Regions from separate parts of the Mus musculus genome. Here regions 1 and 2 are each linked to region 3. The links are chromatin loops, found by intact Hi-C in ENCODE. Cell type or tissue: heart. All regions are shown on one strand.

Region 1 (5,000 bases), 220 kb before region 3:
AATATGACAGCTTGGGGGAGGACAATGTTGAAAGTGAAAACAATGGTAGGTGGATATGCTTATGTCTTATTGCATACATACATGAAGTATTCAAGAATAAAGAAAAATAATATTTAAAAAGAAATGTCTGGGAATGAGGGAAGCATACCTCTAGGTGTGTCCATGTTGAGTTTCTAGGGACTAGTAGATCATAAGAACTCTGAATTGCCTAGCCAATGCATTGCTTCTCGAAAGCCACCATTACAAGGAGGTAGGTAAAGGGACAAGGTGGAGGAAGGGCGTTACCAGAGGCCTTTCCTTGGGGATCATGGATCTTCCTGTGCCCTTCTGCTATCCTTCTCTTTGTTTCCCATCTCTCAAGAAGAGAATAACAGGGCTAGCGCTGTGGCTCAGTAGGTAAAGGTACTTGCTACCAAGCCTGAGGTCATGAACTCTGTCCTTAGGACTCACATGGTAGAAGAAGGGAACTAAGTCATCTAGATTACTCTCTGACTTACAACCCCCCCCACACACACACACACTTTTAAAATGCAATTTTAAAGTGAACAGTAGCCTCCACCACACAGACCTGCTGCTATTGGTGATGCACCACGAGGAACCAAGCCTATCTGTTCTGAATCCTCTGAAATTATGAATTTTTCTGTCAGAAAAAGAATGTAGATCTTGATGGGAGGGGAGATGGGGAGAAACTGGGAAGAGTTCAGGGAAGGAAAGTCATAATTACAATGTTTTATATGAAAAAAATATTTTCAGTAAAGCAAAAATAAATAAAAAAAAACCGTTCTGCCAGACACTTAGTCCTGGAGACAAGAAAAACTACATGTTTAGAAACAACACAGACTTCAACAATAGCATCTCCCAGCTCTGTGCTATGGATCTAGTGGAGCATAATCAGGCGCTAAAGAGATCCGTCTCTGCTGGCATCCTGGTCAGAAGCAGTTCCATCCCTACGCAAAGCCGAGAATCCCGCCCCCGTCTCAGGAGAGCCACGTCTGCACTGGAATCAATGTTCTCCCCCATTACACGTCCAGAGGACCTAGGCCATCTTGCTGTAACCCAATGCCATGCTTTTGAACAATTTCAAGACTGGGTTGGGTCAGAGGTACTCTAACCTCCAGCTAACTCTGAAATACCACGCGAATTTCTGTCAGTGACAGCAGGCTCGGGCACTAGAATTCTACTGCCCTATGTTGCCGTGTGCAAGAGATTAACATTCCTCGCCAGCCTACTCAACAAGAAGGTCTTTCTCCTCTCTCCCTTTAAGGAGCTTGAGGAGGTAAGACTATACCACAACTGACAGATAACCACATCTCATGATAGGATGGGTCATTGGCAGACCTGTATCTGCTCCTGCCTACAGCACGGCCCAGGGCTCTTGGCCCTTCAGCTGATAGAACTTTGCCCAGGATAAACAAGTGCCCTGCCCATAAACAAAGCTACAAATGCTGTGTGCTGCAAGCCCTCAGGACACACATACCAGAATTTTTTAGAACTAGCAGGAAAGGGGTTAACTGCCTTGAGCACCCTCTTGCTTCCTGTGAGAGCCTTTCCCTAGCATGACTGCCACCCAACAACACCTGGGGTCATGCTGTACTAATCCCTGCTGTCTGTAGGCCACATAATGCTTCTAGGGACATCTCTTCCTTGGAGCAGACGGGACAACAAAGGATTGCCTGATAATGATTGGTGGCATCACTCTCCTCCAGTATTTGTTCTTCAAAGGTCCAGAGGAAGAGAGGAGCAAAACCTAACTAGCTATTCATATGTCCTATAGAGCTGGAGGCAGGGCAGCACCTTTAAAACATGCCATTCTTATCCTACCAACCAGCTAACTGCAATGGGACTTCTGAAAGGCCTGGAGTAGAGCGCCCTGTCCCTCGCTGTCAGCTCTCCCATGCAGCTCCATTGTCTCCACAGGTGAGAGGCGTTGCGAACCAGGACTGCGCGTCATTGCACGAGCTTTCTACATAGCCCAGCACTGTTCCTGCCACAGCGTGGTTGGCTGCAGACAACCACAGGGCAGCACTTTAAATTGAGAACTTGGAGCTTTGGGAGCTAGAAGAGCCCTTGAGAACCATCCTAACTCCATCCTGTTTACCAACAAAGAAAACAAACTCCAACGGATGTTCAAATAAATGACTCCTGAGACAGCCAAATTAAAAACAGAGTCTGCCTCCTCCCCTAAAGCCATAGCGTTCCCCACCCCAAGAGGGAAAAAAGGCTTAAATCACAGCCAAGGAGATTTAGAATGGGGATGGAGAACTCGCTGGCAATAAAGATGATTAAATACTAGAACAGACAGCCATAGGGAATTTTGAAACCTTCCTCCCTGGAGACCTGTTAAAATAGGACAGTTAACCATCTGCCTGAGATGATTTAAGTACGGGCCTGCCTTGGGAGGTAGGAAAACAAGGAGCCAATTCGCTCACCTGCCATGTTCTGGCTTCTATAATCACACCTGGGTGTAGATGCATATGCTATGGGGATCCCAGGTTAAATCTGGTTGCGTCCCCACTAGGGCTCATCTGAGTCCATTCTGGGGAGAAGGCAGGAGGAGGCCACAGAGCCCTCTCTGGCTGAGATGGGAAGGTACCTGCAATGGGAGACTCTGCGCTGGACCTTCTGGTAGAGGGAAAGGAATTGAATGTAAATGTCTATTTCTCACCGGCCAGGGACCTTTTGTAACACTTTGCTTCCCAACCCCCTAGCATGTGACAACAGACAGCAGCTATTGTAGGCAGATTAAAGGACTCTACTAAACATAGGCACACCATATCTTGCTTCAGTGTTCAATGGCAAAGCTTAGCACGAAGTAGGAGTCAAAAAAACAGCTTCCCCCGTCTATTTTTTAAATTCAGAATATCTCCGGCCAAGTGAAAATTTCAGAGAGACAGCTCATTCTCGGGACTTTAAAGCTGGACACTAGAGCAACAAGGGACAGCCACTAGCATCCTAGACTGGGCAGAGGAAAACTCTGCCCCCTGGGGTAAGTAGGTCTCCATCCACCAGCAGGGGGAGCACCCACCAAGAGGACCATGCTTCCTCTCCTAGGTAGCACACAGGATTATGAGTTCCATAATGACATTTTCATTCACATACATCACTGTACCCTGCCCATATTCGCCCTCAGTCCTCTGTCTCTCCTCCAGTTCTTCCAACTGGAATCAGCATCCCTTCACTTTCACGGCCTCTCTAAATCTAAAATATCCCTCTTCCCCTTCCTACCCTCTCTCTTGGGCCCTTTCCTCACCCCTCACAGTTCTCAAAATTCCTCCTCAGAGTCCATTGTACTTTCCTGTCGTATGCATGTGTTCATATGTATATGTATATGTGTGCATTTAAATATGTATTTTAGCGTATGACAAACATGATACTTGTCTGAGTCTGGCCTGTTTCCCTTAGCATGATGATCTCTAGCTTCAGCCACTAGGAAGACCCCTCCATGCTCCTTTGCATGTTCCTAAATCTCCTTTGCCATCAAGTTGGATGAAGTTGTCCACATTCTATACCTTGCAAATTTTTATACATGGAATTTAAAACTCCTGACTACGTGGCTCTCTGCTTTGACCGTCAAAGCTTCCTCCCCAGGCCCAACACTCAGGGTGGAATCGAGGGTCTGGTTCATGCGGGACAAGCACTCTACCACCGTGCTATGTCCTAGCAGCAGCCGTGGATTCTTTGAGGACAGGGACAGTCGTCAAACACTGCATGTCCAGAAACTGACTCATGGGAAGCACTTGGGAAATATTTGTTGATAAGTGGGTAGATGAATGGGTGAGTGCAAGACTATGGACTTGAATAAAACTAGGAAATGCTATTTCCCAACTAATCAGAAGCTGGCCCAGCAAACCATACTGACCCCACTGTGCTTATGTGTTTGGGGGTTTACCCTGAAGGAATGAAAAAATAGAGGAGCATTACAGTATGCATATGTACTATACGATACAGTGTACTATAATATACTATATCAGCTTTCTCTGCTGTCCTCATCTTGTCCCCAGGCCTGGCCTTTCCACCTTTAGATGTTGACAGCAGCCCACGATTGTCGGCTCCTTTCAAGTTTTTCCTGTGGTTTTCATTGGCTCTCAAGCATAACACACAGGAAGTGTTCCTTCTCTGCCAGATACCAGGGAGACACAGCAGGGACATACATAGCCTTTGATGTGAACCTTAACTTTGTCACTTACAGGATATGTGGGTTTAGGCAGATCGAGAAGCCTGTCCCTGCACCATCATCCATGCAACAAGAATACAGCTGGAAACAGGCTGAGCTTGGGAGGCCCTGCTCACACATCCCTCAGGATCCTCTCAGTGGAGGACTGGGGACCCAACCACACCAGGTAGCAAGACTCCCTCAAAAGAGAGTGTGGGCACATTACCATACCAGACGAGTACTCCTGACCAGGGCCGTGGAGTTTTCAGAAACGCTACCACCCACACCTGAAGCTTCAACCCAGCTTGACGAGGCTGGGGAAATGGCTCTGTTGGCAACGTGCCTGCAGCAGCGGCATGAGCACCTTGAGTTAGATCCCTAAACACCCACACAGAAGCTGGGTTTGGGTCTGTAAGTTTAGCACCAGGACGCAGAAATGGGAGCATCCCCTGAGATCGCTGTGCAGCCAGTCCAGCCAGTCAGTAATCTTCCAGGTTCATCAGGGGGCCCTGTCTCAAAAATACAGTGGAGAGCAATCCAGGAAGAAACCTAATGCCAACCTCTGACCTTCATATACACATGTATCTTAATACACACGTATGTACATACATTACACTCATGAACACATGCACACACACACACAAAATAAAAAATAAAAAAATAGGAAGAAAAGAGAATCAGCTGACCAGGCTGGTAAACCTTCCTTATTCACCAAAATGCACCCCAAAGAGATCTAAGCCCTTGTGGGTGTACTTTGTAGAATGAGAGATACTCCCTTCCTGACTTGTATTTCCAACACAGGGGCTTTAGAAATTGTTCAATCCGACTGAATTCTATAAATATTGCT
Region 2 (5,000 bases), 420 kb before region 3:
ACACGTCCCTACCACTGGACCACAGAACACCCTCTCACCCTGTGGATTCCGTATTTATACTCAGCATCCTCCTGCCAACACCCACCCCACCCCCGCCCCATCTTGCTGTGGTAGTAAATCAGCATGGTCTTCCATGTCACAAGGAACTTCAGACAGAGGGTGGGAACGAAGAACGCTGTGGAGGAGGTGGGGGCTGAGTGCTCTCGGCTGAGGGTACTTCGGGTTGACCTTGGGGTGGAAAGGAAAGCTGGGCCTGATTCACTTTTGACCCTCGAAATTTTCCTCCAGCCTTCTAGTGGTCTCGGGGCAGTGCCATAAGTAGTCTTGAACTTCCCAAAGAGACAGAGGCCGATGTGGAAGCTAAGTTTCCCTAAATATTAAGCACCTTCTTGTCTGTGACCTCCCTGTTGAGCGGGTGAAACTAGACTGCTGTGGGGATGCTTCAGCCACTGTTTGCAGCCAGGGGCTCTGGCGTCTTCTGCCTCTGGGTTTTACAGCTGAGTAACTGTTCCTCGCCCATTAGAGCAGCGTGCCCATCATCTCCCCACTCCATTAGCATGGACAAACACTTGCGTTCACTCCCCATCTGTCAACATACCTTCCCGTTCCCTTTTCATTTTCCCGTCCTGAAGGCACAGGGAACAGATCATCCATTTTGATGACACCTGATGAGTAACCTCATTTTCCCGGCCACTCTGGCATGTGACATCTCTTCCATTCTCTTGGTTTTAGCAGAGGCTGTTTCCTATCACGGGGCTAAGGAGGTGGCATGATCAGAAAGAAACGAAAGGACACATGCCCGGAGGTCAGGCTGTGGGTTCTGGGAAGGAATGGCCCTTCCCAGTCACCTGCCACACTGGCAGTGCCAATCCGTGTGTGATCACATTACATCACACGATGCTCACAACAGGTCTGTCCCGAGCACACGGCAGGTACTAGATTCTCTTGATATCGCTTGCCCCCTTATTGCCTGTTCAGCATCTCAAGGCCAGCCAGAATCGTCCGGATCCACAGCCATTCAGTGAACGGTTACTACGTTAGGGGATTCTGCTAGGAACTGGGAGTAAAGAGAGCTACAAAAAACTCCCTTGTGCTAGGAAGAGAGACAAGGGTACACAGAAAGGCCACCCATGACATATGACAGGCATAGTAGGGGCTCTGAGACCACAGTAAGGGTGCTGGGCTGATGAGTGGCCACAGAAGCACCCTGGAGGAAGAACTAACTCTAAAAGAAACTTTAATGGGTGCCGGAGGTGGTAATGGCAAGGCATTTGAGATGGGTTAGGCAAAGAGGAAGAAGGGCTGCACAGGAATTTCAAGCGAATAGTTTGAGGTGTTGGGGGTTTGCTAGCAGAAAATAAGAAGAGGGCGGGAGGGTGAGAGTGGAGATGCACCTGTGAAAGGGGCCGCTGGGGCAGAGCAGACTGGGAAGACCCAGTGGAGCTGTGTGTATGTGAGGGATCTCTGACTGATGGTGGCTGTGAGAATCCAGATAAGACATGGTGGAAGAGGTGTGAGGGAGGGAACGAGAGCAGACCGACCGGATGGATGGAGAGCCAGGGGGGAGGGGAGGAGAGACGGTGGAAGAAGTAAGGGAGCCTGGGAACGGAGTGGGAGAGGAAGGAGGGAGAAGGGGAGAGGGCAGAAGGAAAAAGGAGGGTGGAGGAAAGTGTGGGCGGAGAGGTGGGGGGAAGGGGAGGAGACTGAATGGGGGAGGAGACTGAATGGGACCATTCTTCATTTGGCTTGTGTGTCACTGCCATGAAGAAAACAAAGGCCAGTTGAGATGGAGGTGAGCAGTGCCTCTGGAACCCCCGTTGCTTCTGGGACAGGATAGCCAGGGCTATCCTGAGAAAGTGCTGCCAAATGCTGCCATGGGCATTGTGTCCAGCTTTTGCCAGCCAAGTGACACATTTTAATAAAAATCTATTTACACGGAGAACAAGACCAAAAGTCTCCAGACTCTAACCTCTTTACATGCACCCCCCCCCGTTTCAAGTAATCTAAAGGGGTGCAAACCACCAGGTTCCTCCCCTCTCCACCAACACCTTGTCCTGCCCCTGCTGAAGGGACTTGCAGTTCCCACAGGCTACCAGTAGGTGGTGCTGGCAAGTTCTATGTGTGGGCTACAAGGGGAGCCAAGGGCTCTTTGAAAATTCCCTGTCCGGTTCCACGTTGAGACCCCTCATAAATAACTTCCATTTTACTTTTTTTTTTCTTCAAACAAAGTATTCTTGTTTTCATAATGGCTACCATCTAAGAGCCTCTTGGACAAGACACATTCCTAGGTGCTTCAGCTACTGCACAGTCTGTGAACCCACTCTGTGATAACACTCAGTACTACCTCATAACGCAGAGGAGGTGGGATTCCCTTGCTTAAAAGTCTCGTGCGCATGGTTGGCAACTGGTCAAACCAAGGGGCCTTAAATCCAGTCTATAGACCCCTTTATTTCATGAATCTCCTGACTCACGCAGGCCAGAGAAGGCTCTCTCACAGGAGTCGGCAAGGCAGGCCTGCACCCCATAGAAAACTGCCACACACAGTTCATACTGTAATCCAGGTCCTGGAGTTCTCCTCAGACCCCTGTAGCAGGGGCAGCTGCTCCAGAAAAGGCCAAAACTACACACTGCTTCAAGTTCTCGGCTTTTCTCATTCCTCGTGACACTAGGCAGAGGAACCCCGAGTTATGCAGGAGGGGCCCTGGGAGCACAGCCCTGAGCCGGTCTCCTTAATAAAGTCAGGCACACAAGCTCCTCTGGCCACTCCCCACGGACAGCCCAACTGACCAAACTCCCACCAGAGCTTCCATGGCATCTCACCCTGCCTTGCGGTCACCTTCCCAGGTCTGGGTAGTTAGGTGGGGAAACTTCTCAGCCCAGCTCATTTCTTTGTTGCAAAGCCATTTCTCTATCCCCCACCAGCCTTTTCTCTTAGGGTATTTGACCCATGGCTTCCCCAGGGAATGCCCCATCATGGGGTTTGCAGAAAAAGTCAGCCCATCCCTCTCTAAAAGTATACATCTGCCCTGCTGCCCATAGAGGACCCAGAGGACAATGCCACTGAATCCCTCCCTTCCCCTTGGTCACAGTCAGTCCCCAGTCCCCATTTGCTGTGGCATCTGCTGAGGTAGCAGGTGCTGGCCAGAAGGTTCTCTTCTGCTGCTGCTTCTCCACCTGTGCTCGCTTACCCACATGCAGACTTCAGCTCTGCTGGGCCAATTAAAACATTAACTCTTCAGAGGGAGGGCCCCTGGTCCTAAGGACCCAGATACGTTTCCTGAGCTGGCTTCATTTCTCTGAAGGTGGCAAGGAAGGTGAAGGACTGGGTGGGTCCTCAGGGAAGCTGCTTGGCATCCAGCTTCACTGCCAGAGGGCCACACACATATAGCCACACATCTATAGCTTACCCTGTGTAGATTTGGTATCTTCTTGCTCAGAGCAAATGGCCTGGATTGGGTGACCTCTAAAGGCAAGCGTTTAGTGATTCTATATGCCTCGACACAAATGTCCTCTTACCGGTCAAGAGTCGCTTGGGCTCGGTATGAGCACAGAGTATCAAAAGAGAAGAGCTGCTCCTTTGTAAACAGTATCTCGGCTAACCACTCAGGATCCTAAAGACGTTATCTCACGGACTCCGGTGCCTTGGAGCATCACCCACATGGCCAGGTCAGCAGCCTCTGTGAGCACAGATGTCTCCCTAATGACAGGGACTCACTGCCCAGCACTGCAGGCACATTGCACATACTCAGTATAGGTCTAAATACACTCGGAGAAACACGGTTGAGGCGAGCACACACTTATTAGATATTTTAGTTCTTCTCTATGCCTGACCTGTAGCTTTTCATTTAAAAACTGAGTTTCTGATAACTCTAATGTTGCTTCTGGAGGTAGCTGGCTTCCTGCCTCCAGCTACGCCATCGCTAGGCAGTCAAGAAAACTCAGGATGACCACTAGGTACAATGGCCTGACACATTCTCCTGGAGAGGTACCACTTGCTGACCGCTGAGAGCTCTTATTTCAGATGCACATAACCTTCCTCTAGTCTGTCTGCCACCAAGCACAACAAGAGAGCAAGCTAGTTCTTGTTTTGGCTCATGATCACTCTGCCCACTATCCAGGACTTCTCTTCCCATAGGGGACACATTGGGTGCATACTTAATCAAAGAAACTCAATTCATAGACATCCTAATTCTTCCCATTGGTCTCTCATGAGCAATGGAACTTCTAGAGGTCCTGTCACTCACAACACAGACCCTGAACAACAAGACCACAGAATGCATACCAGACGAGGTGATCAGTTGGTGATTTGAAATGGTTTTTTAGCAACAGGTGGTCACTGGAGTCACAGGGGAATTTAAAGAGATTCTTGATGCCCAGGTCATGTCTGTGGAGAGTCCAACTTAGTCAAGCAGTGTGATCTGAGTCCAGCCGCTCGGCCTGATCACAAGCTGGTTAGAAACGCGGACTATCCAGCTATGCCCAGAGCCACCAAGAACCTGTGGCCAATGAACGCTACAGGTGACCCGAAGCCAGATGGTCCAAATCAGACAGAGGGTCTGGTAATTCTTGTTTAAAGAGCCTGGATGGTTATAGGGCCTGACCACAGATCAGAAATATTAATGTAAAAAAAAAATCCCACAGGGTCGCTGTCAATAGCACCTGGCCATTGAATTACCAAGCTTTTCATGGTAAGACCAAAGGGGGACCATAGGGGACAAAGCAACCACTCAGGGTGCTGGCTCTGTGGACTCAATCTTCCTAAATCCCAGGGACAAACAAGTCACATTCATTTCTAGTGCAAAGTTTCTGTGGAAGTGTATTCTGCACAGAACTACCTCAGAGACAACCGTGAAAGCACAGATGTTTGGATCGCAGTCCTAATGTAAGAGGTTGACTCGGTTCTTGGCTCTTTCTCTCCCCTGAAGAAGCCAAGCGAGAAGGGGATCCATTCTCAGATTCTCCCCACCCTAGAGCATTCCTGGGGAAGAAGGGAGAAAGGA
Region 3 (5,000 bases):
CCTGCCTTAGGAAACAGCCATCTCCTCTCAAGAGGCTCCAGTTATGTAGCGGAGATGCTACTAGGTCACCCCAGAGACAAAAGCATTGTCACCTGTGCCCAGGTATCTGCCAGCCTCGACAAGGCTCAACACTTGAACGAAAGAAATTGTGCCTAAGGCCAAAGCACCTCAAAGACAATGACAGGCTGAGGTGGCCTTAACACAAAGCAAAGGGAAACTTTGTCCCAGCTGCTGTTGATGCTTGCTGTCAGCCTGGGAAAGGACATCTGTTCTTTACAAACCAAGAGACACACATGGCACCTGGGTCCTGGAGATGTGGGGCTCCTAAGCCATAAAGATGCCTGCCTTCAGCCCACCCTGCTCAACAGTCTCAGGGTTCTGGATATCTGGTACCAAGAAGGCTCCCACTGCCTCATTTGGCTTTCTTATACAAACGATGCCCCCCCCCCAACCCGCTTCGTTTCCCTTCCACCCCTCTGGTTGCTACTGACCAAGGCAGGTCCTTGGGCTCACACTTCCTGGATCTGGTCTCCTTCATGATTCCTGGCTGTGGTGGGAAGTCACCTCCAGCAGTTCTCACGGGGCCTTGCTGGAATCGTGACAGAAGCTGTGTGTTACAGTCTGCTCACTCACGTTAGCCTCAGGATGCAGTCAGTCATGCTCCTCCCGCCTGCATGCTCCGTAAGTCCCTTCTGCCAGGACACCTCAAGGAAGCCACCTGGTCCTGCCACTGGTGACTCTGATAGGTTTCAGCAACGGAATGCCCTCTCCAATGACAGGAAAATAGCCCAACCTTAAGCCTAGTAGGAGAGCCCTGTTTGAGGCTTCCAGCCTCTGACGCCAGGTGCCCAGTAGCATGAACAGGAAGTGAAGTTGGCTGAACCCCGTCTGCTCTCCCAGCCCACAGGAACTGTTTAGCCTGAAGCCTGCCTCTCCTCTTAGCCTCATTGTCTGTGAGGGAAGCGTCCGGGTCCAGGCATGGAGACCTGTGACTCTCCTCCTCACTCCTTGTGTGACCTTGCAAAAGCAGCGTCCTGATTGCACCCCATTTCTGGGTGTTTAATATGGTTCCTGCTGCCTTCCTTCCCTCTCCTCCTTCCCTGCTGGGCTGTAAAGGGTAAAGTGTGTTGATGCATCAGGACCTCAGTGCTGCGAGGTGCCCACGAGTGCCCGGGGATAAATCTCAAGGGCCCTGGGAAGGGCAACATGGCAGTGTAGCAGGGCTTCCCCACTCCACAACAGCGCAGCAGGGCCTCCACACTCCACAGCAGCATAGCAGAGCCAGGGCAAGGCCTCTACTCTCTACAGCAGCGTGGCAGGGCCTCCACGCTCTGCTGTACCCTTTGCCGAGTGCTGGTCCGCTGTATCCCCAACCCTTGTAGATGGGTTCCCTAAGGCCTTCTGTGATGTGTGGTAACCCTCCTCACACACATTCCTCTGTCACCCACAGCCCACAAGCACAAGAAGCAGGACCTGCTGCACCCCTGTGACACAGAGTACCCAGTGTTCGTGCATCAGACGGCCATCCAGGAAGCCAATGGCATCATCGAGTGTGGGGGCTGCCAGAAGTAAGTCTCCAGGCAGCCACGGAATCCGGCCAACGGCGTCTTGCCCTTGGCACCCATAGGAAAGTCTCCACAGGAGGAAAGGAGTCCCTTTCATCTCAGAGAGGAGTTGCCCTTCTCGGTATCCTGATCTTCAGTGCAGCAAAAACCCAGACTGGAGCAGAGGGGAGGGGAGTGGGTGTGGACAGTTTGGTTGTCTGCTTTAGGAGACACAGGGCCAAGGATCCAGAGACCAATTCCCAAGTCAGTGAGTCGAAGTCCAAGGCCACGGGGTCTCTCTTGGAAACCCCTGCAGGCTTGCTTCCCCTCCGCTCAGAGCAAGGTAGCGTCAGGGCCTTGAACACTTATGTGACAGGCTGGGAAAGAGGCAGGACGTTCTGCCCCGTACAGAGCAGGAACTATGTGCAGGACTGGGGTGTTCTCAGCAAAGGCACAGGGTAGGAGTAGGAGCCTTGGTTGGAGCTGTCAGAGCCTGGGGCATCGCCAGGCCAAGTCTTGAATTTCTAAGCAGAATCCAGTCAGGCTAGCTCCTGGGTAAAAGTCCCTAGCTTCATCCAGACCAGCTTGGAAGGCCACACCTACTGACTTCCCACGCTAAACTTTGAAGAAACCAACCTAGAGGCATCTGTCCCAACCCAGGAGGACAGTACCTCCAGGGACCTCCCTTGGCCAGTCTTGCAGCTTACTGGGGCCACCAGGATGTCTGGGGAACCAAAGAGCTAGGCCAACTATTGTGTAAGCTCAGATTGTGGCGCTAGACAGATCTAGGTTGCCGCCTCTTCATCATGTGTAACATCTTAAGTACACATACAGCAGCCTTCCTGGGGCTAACACTATTGGCGTGCTTATGTCGGGCTTTAAGGAACCATTGAGGGGATAGTAGAGAAGAAGGGCTTCCCAGCAGACAGACTTGACTCTGCCTTTGATCCTTTCCATCTCTAGTCTTAACTGCAGACAAGCTTCTAGCCTGTTTTGTCCTGTGCACAATGGGAACTATACCAAGTTCACATAATGGTGTAATGGCCACATGTGAGTTTATATGTGTGCTATATACTTACTTGTGTGTGTCTAACATCACCCACCCCATACAAAATGCTTGGTGATAACCTTCCTAGCTGTGTATGTAACACATAAAGACCTTTTCCTACCCCCCAACCCAAGCTATATATAGGAGCATTGGTGCCATCTTGTGGCCAAGCCCAGAACTGCAAATTCTCTGGCTCTAACAGAGGTAATATGCCTGTTTGCTGGAAATGATCCCTGTGGGTGTTAATGACAGCTCCTTCTTCACCCTCTCCAGGCTACTGGGAATGGAGGGGTGGCATTGTGACGGTTCATGTAAAAGTACTGAGCTATTGGTCTCAATATTCCTGGGACTGCCTGTCCTTCCCAGGGCTCCAGAAGGTCTCTCCCCAGAGAACTTCTCCTGGAGGCTGCACTTCCTGCGACTCAGAGCCCATTGCCCTCTCTGCTGCAGGACATTCGTGATGCAACAGATTCCCCGAAGCAACCTGCTCCTGCTCGTGACAGACCGCACCTGTGACTGCAGCGCCCACTCTCCCATCCTCCAGGAGGCCACAGAAGTCAAATATATCCTTCCCACCCTCCAAGGGGAAGGGGGTGGCTGAGAGATCATAGAGCAGCTCAGATTTGGGTTGCAGAGTCCAGCTTCTCACTGTCCTCCCTTGCATCCAGCACCATGATGGGGGAGGGGGAGGAGGGAGGAGGGGGAGGGGGAGGGAGCGGCCCAGCCTGTACCTGCTTGCTGGGCCACTGACCTCACAGATCTTGACCTTCAGGATCTCTGGAACTGTGGAGAGTTGTACCTTGACAGTGAGCTCCGCACATAATGCCTCTGTCAAGTGTGACAGGATGCGCTCCCAGAAGCCCCGGAGACGACCAGGCTCCTGCCATGCCTTCCATCCAGAGGTGCGGGCTATGAACTAAGAGGCTTGGCCTTTGACCCCTAGTTTTGTCCTGTGTGTGGCTTCTTGGGACATGAGTATTTCTGGACTATGTGTCTATCATGCTGGGGGAGCCCTGCATCCACAATGATGTTGTGTGATACACAGAATAAGGAGCAGTGGCAAGCAAGGATGTTCCAGGTCAGTTGGGGGAGGGGGAGGGGCAAAGGAAAGCAGACAGAGAGAAAGGGAAAAGGACCCAAGGGCATCTGTACTTCTAGGGCCTGGAGCCCAGTAAGCTTCCCCTCACATCCTTCCTGACTTCTGAGACACCTCAGCGCTACTTACCATGACTTAGCTAATGACAATAGCGACTGGTATCTATTAACCCCTAAGCCAGGGACCTTACTACCCAGTCTCTGCTGGGTGTGGCTGCCTTTACAAACTACCTCCCTAGAGGGGCTCCTGGAGATGACAGCTGTTCCACACAATTATGAGAGGAAGGCCCTAAAGATTTAAGCAAGTAGTCTCTACTGTCCCTAGAAGATTGAAGAAAGGCAGGTTTCTTCTCATCTTTGAAACCTCGCCGAGCCAGGCGTGGTGGCGCACATCTTTAATCCCAGCACTGGGGAGGCAGAGGCAGGCGGATTTCTGAGTTCAAGGCCAGCCTGGTCTACAGAGTGAGTTCCAGGACAGCCAGGGCTACACAGAGAAACCCTGTCTGGGGCGCGGGGGGGGGGGGGGGGGAGAATCTGAAACCTCGCCATCTCCAGGCGAGGCTGGAAGCAGGCTCTTATTTTGTCTGTGTGCACCCATGCTGTACATGCCAGACCTTGGCCACCTCTCTCCTAATGCTCCTTACCCCTCTGGCTTTTTAGGAGAATGCCCAGGACTGTGGCGGTGCTTCAGACACTCTGCCTTCATCCCCTCTGCTCCTGCTATCACTGGGGGCCTGGCTGCTTCCACCCCAGCTTCTGTGGTGACTCCATCCCATCTGACTTTCGCAGAAGGGGGACCTTACAGGACATTCTACAAAGTTACCGGCTTATGAAGGCCCCTCACTGCTGTGGGATGTCTCCTGTTTCAGTCCTGGGGCTACAAGTCTCTGCTTCTTAGAGATTGCTAGAGGGATCTCCAAGGCTCTTCAAGTCTTCTACTCTTGTCTCAAGTGAAGGAAGGACAGAAGTTCATTACTCCAGTTTACCAAAGGGTCACCCATTTCCCTGGCTGATCTGCTGATCCGAGGAGTTCTGGAGGCTGGAATTGAGCGGCGAGGCCCATGTAGAGGCTGTGGCAAGAGTGTGCTTGCCACCAAAGGGAAGGTGCTTTTATCCATCAGATAGTGCAGAGGACAGGCAGAGGGAGAGACAAAAGACTAGGGAAGGGACCAGAAGAGGAGGGAAGAAATGGAAAGGAAGCTGGGCGTGGTGGTTCACACTTTCAATCCCAGCACAAACGGAAACAATAGGAACGCAATGGATATTAAGTCCTGCGAGCTGTCATTAGCTACCTCTGAAGAGTCTCAACCTTT

Evidence for each region. Peaks named below come from ENCODE experiments on the same cell type or tissue, not always from the same donor. Only the 100,000 strongest peaks of a DNase experiment are listed, where the experiment ranks them.
Region 1: it touches region 3 in a loop (4-fold over the local background); 21 of 42 quality-filtered maps call a loop at or near these places.
Region 2: it touches region 3 in a loop (4-fold over the local background); 4 of 42 quality-filtered maps call a loop at or near these places.

The regions. Positions count from the first base shown.
Region 1 is chr6:119,126,829-119,131,828 of GRCm38, forward strand. It overlaps a transcript of Cacna1c not described here. Among named protein-coding and RNA genes, the nearest start is that of Cacna1c, 21 kb to the left of the region's middle. In heart, a CTCF peak has its summit at 3,010 (motif pointing right); no DNase peak of the experiment used is centred here; H3K27ac peaks cover 265 bases.
Region 2 is chr6:118,920,967-118,925,966 of GRCm38, forward strand. The region is part of intron 3 of Cacna1c (calcium channel, voltage-dependent, L type, alpha 1C subunit); the gene reads right to left. Among named protein-coding and RNA genes, the nearest start is that of 4931430N09Rik, 43 kb to the left of the region's middle. In heart, a CTCF peak has its summit at 2,092 (motif pointing right); a DNase peak (open chromatin) is centred at 2,085; H3K27ac peaks cover 349 bases.
Region 3 is chr6:119,345,684-119,350,683 of GRCm38, forward strand. Cacna2d4 (calcium channel, voltage-dependent, alpha 2/delta subunit 4) reads left to right here. Exons shown (of 38, transcript NM_001033382.3): 35 at 1,451-1,568; 36 at 3,043-3,155; 37 at 3,412-3,494; 38 at 4,348-5,000. The coding sequence ends at 4,452. Among named protein-coding and RNA genes, the nearest start is that of Lrtm2, 17 kb to the left of the region's middle. In heart, a CTCF peak has its summit at 2,770 (motif pointing left); a DNase peak (open chromatin) is centred at 2,778; H3K27ac peaks cover 349 bases.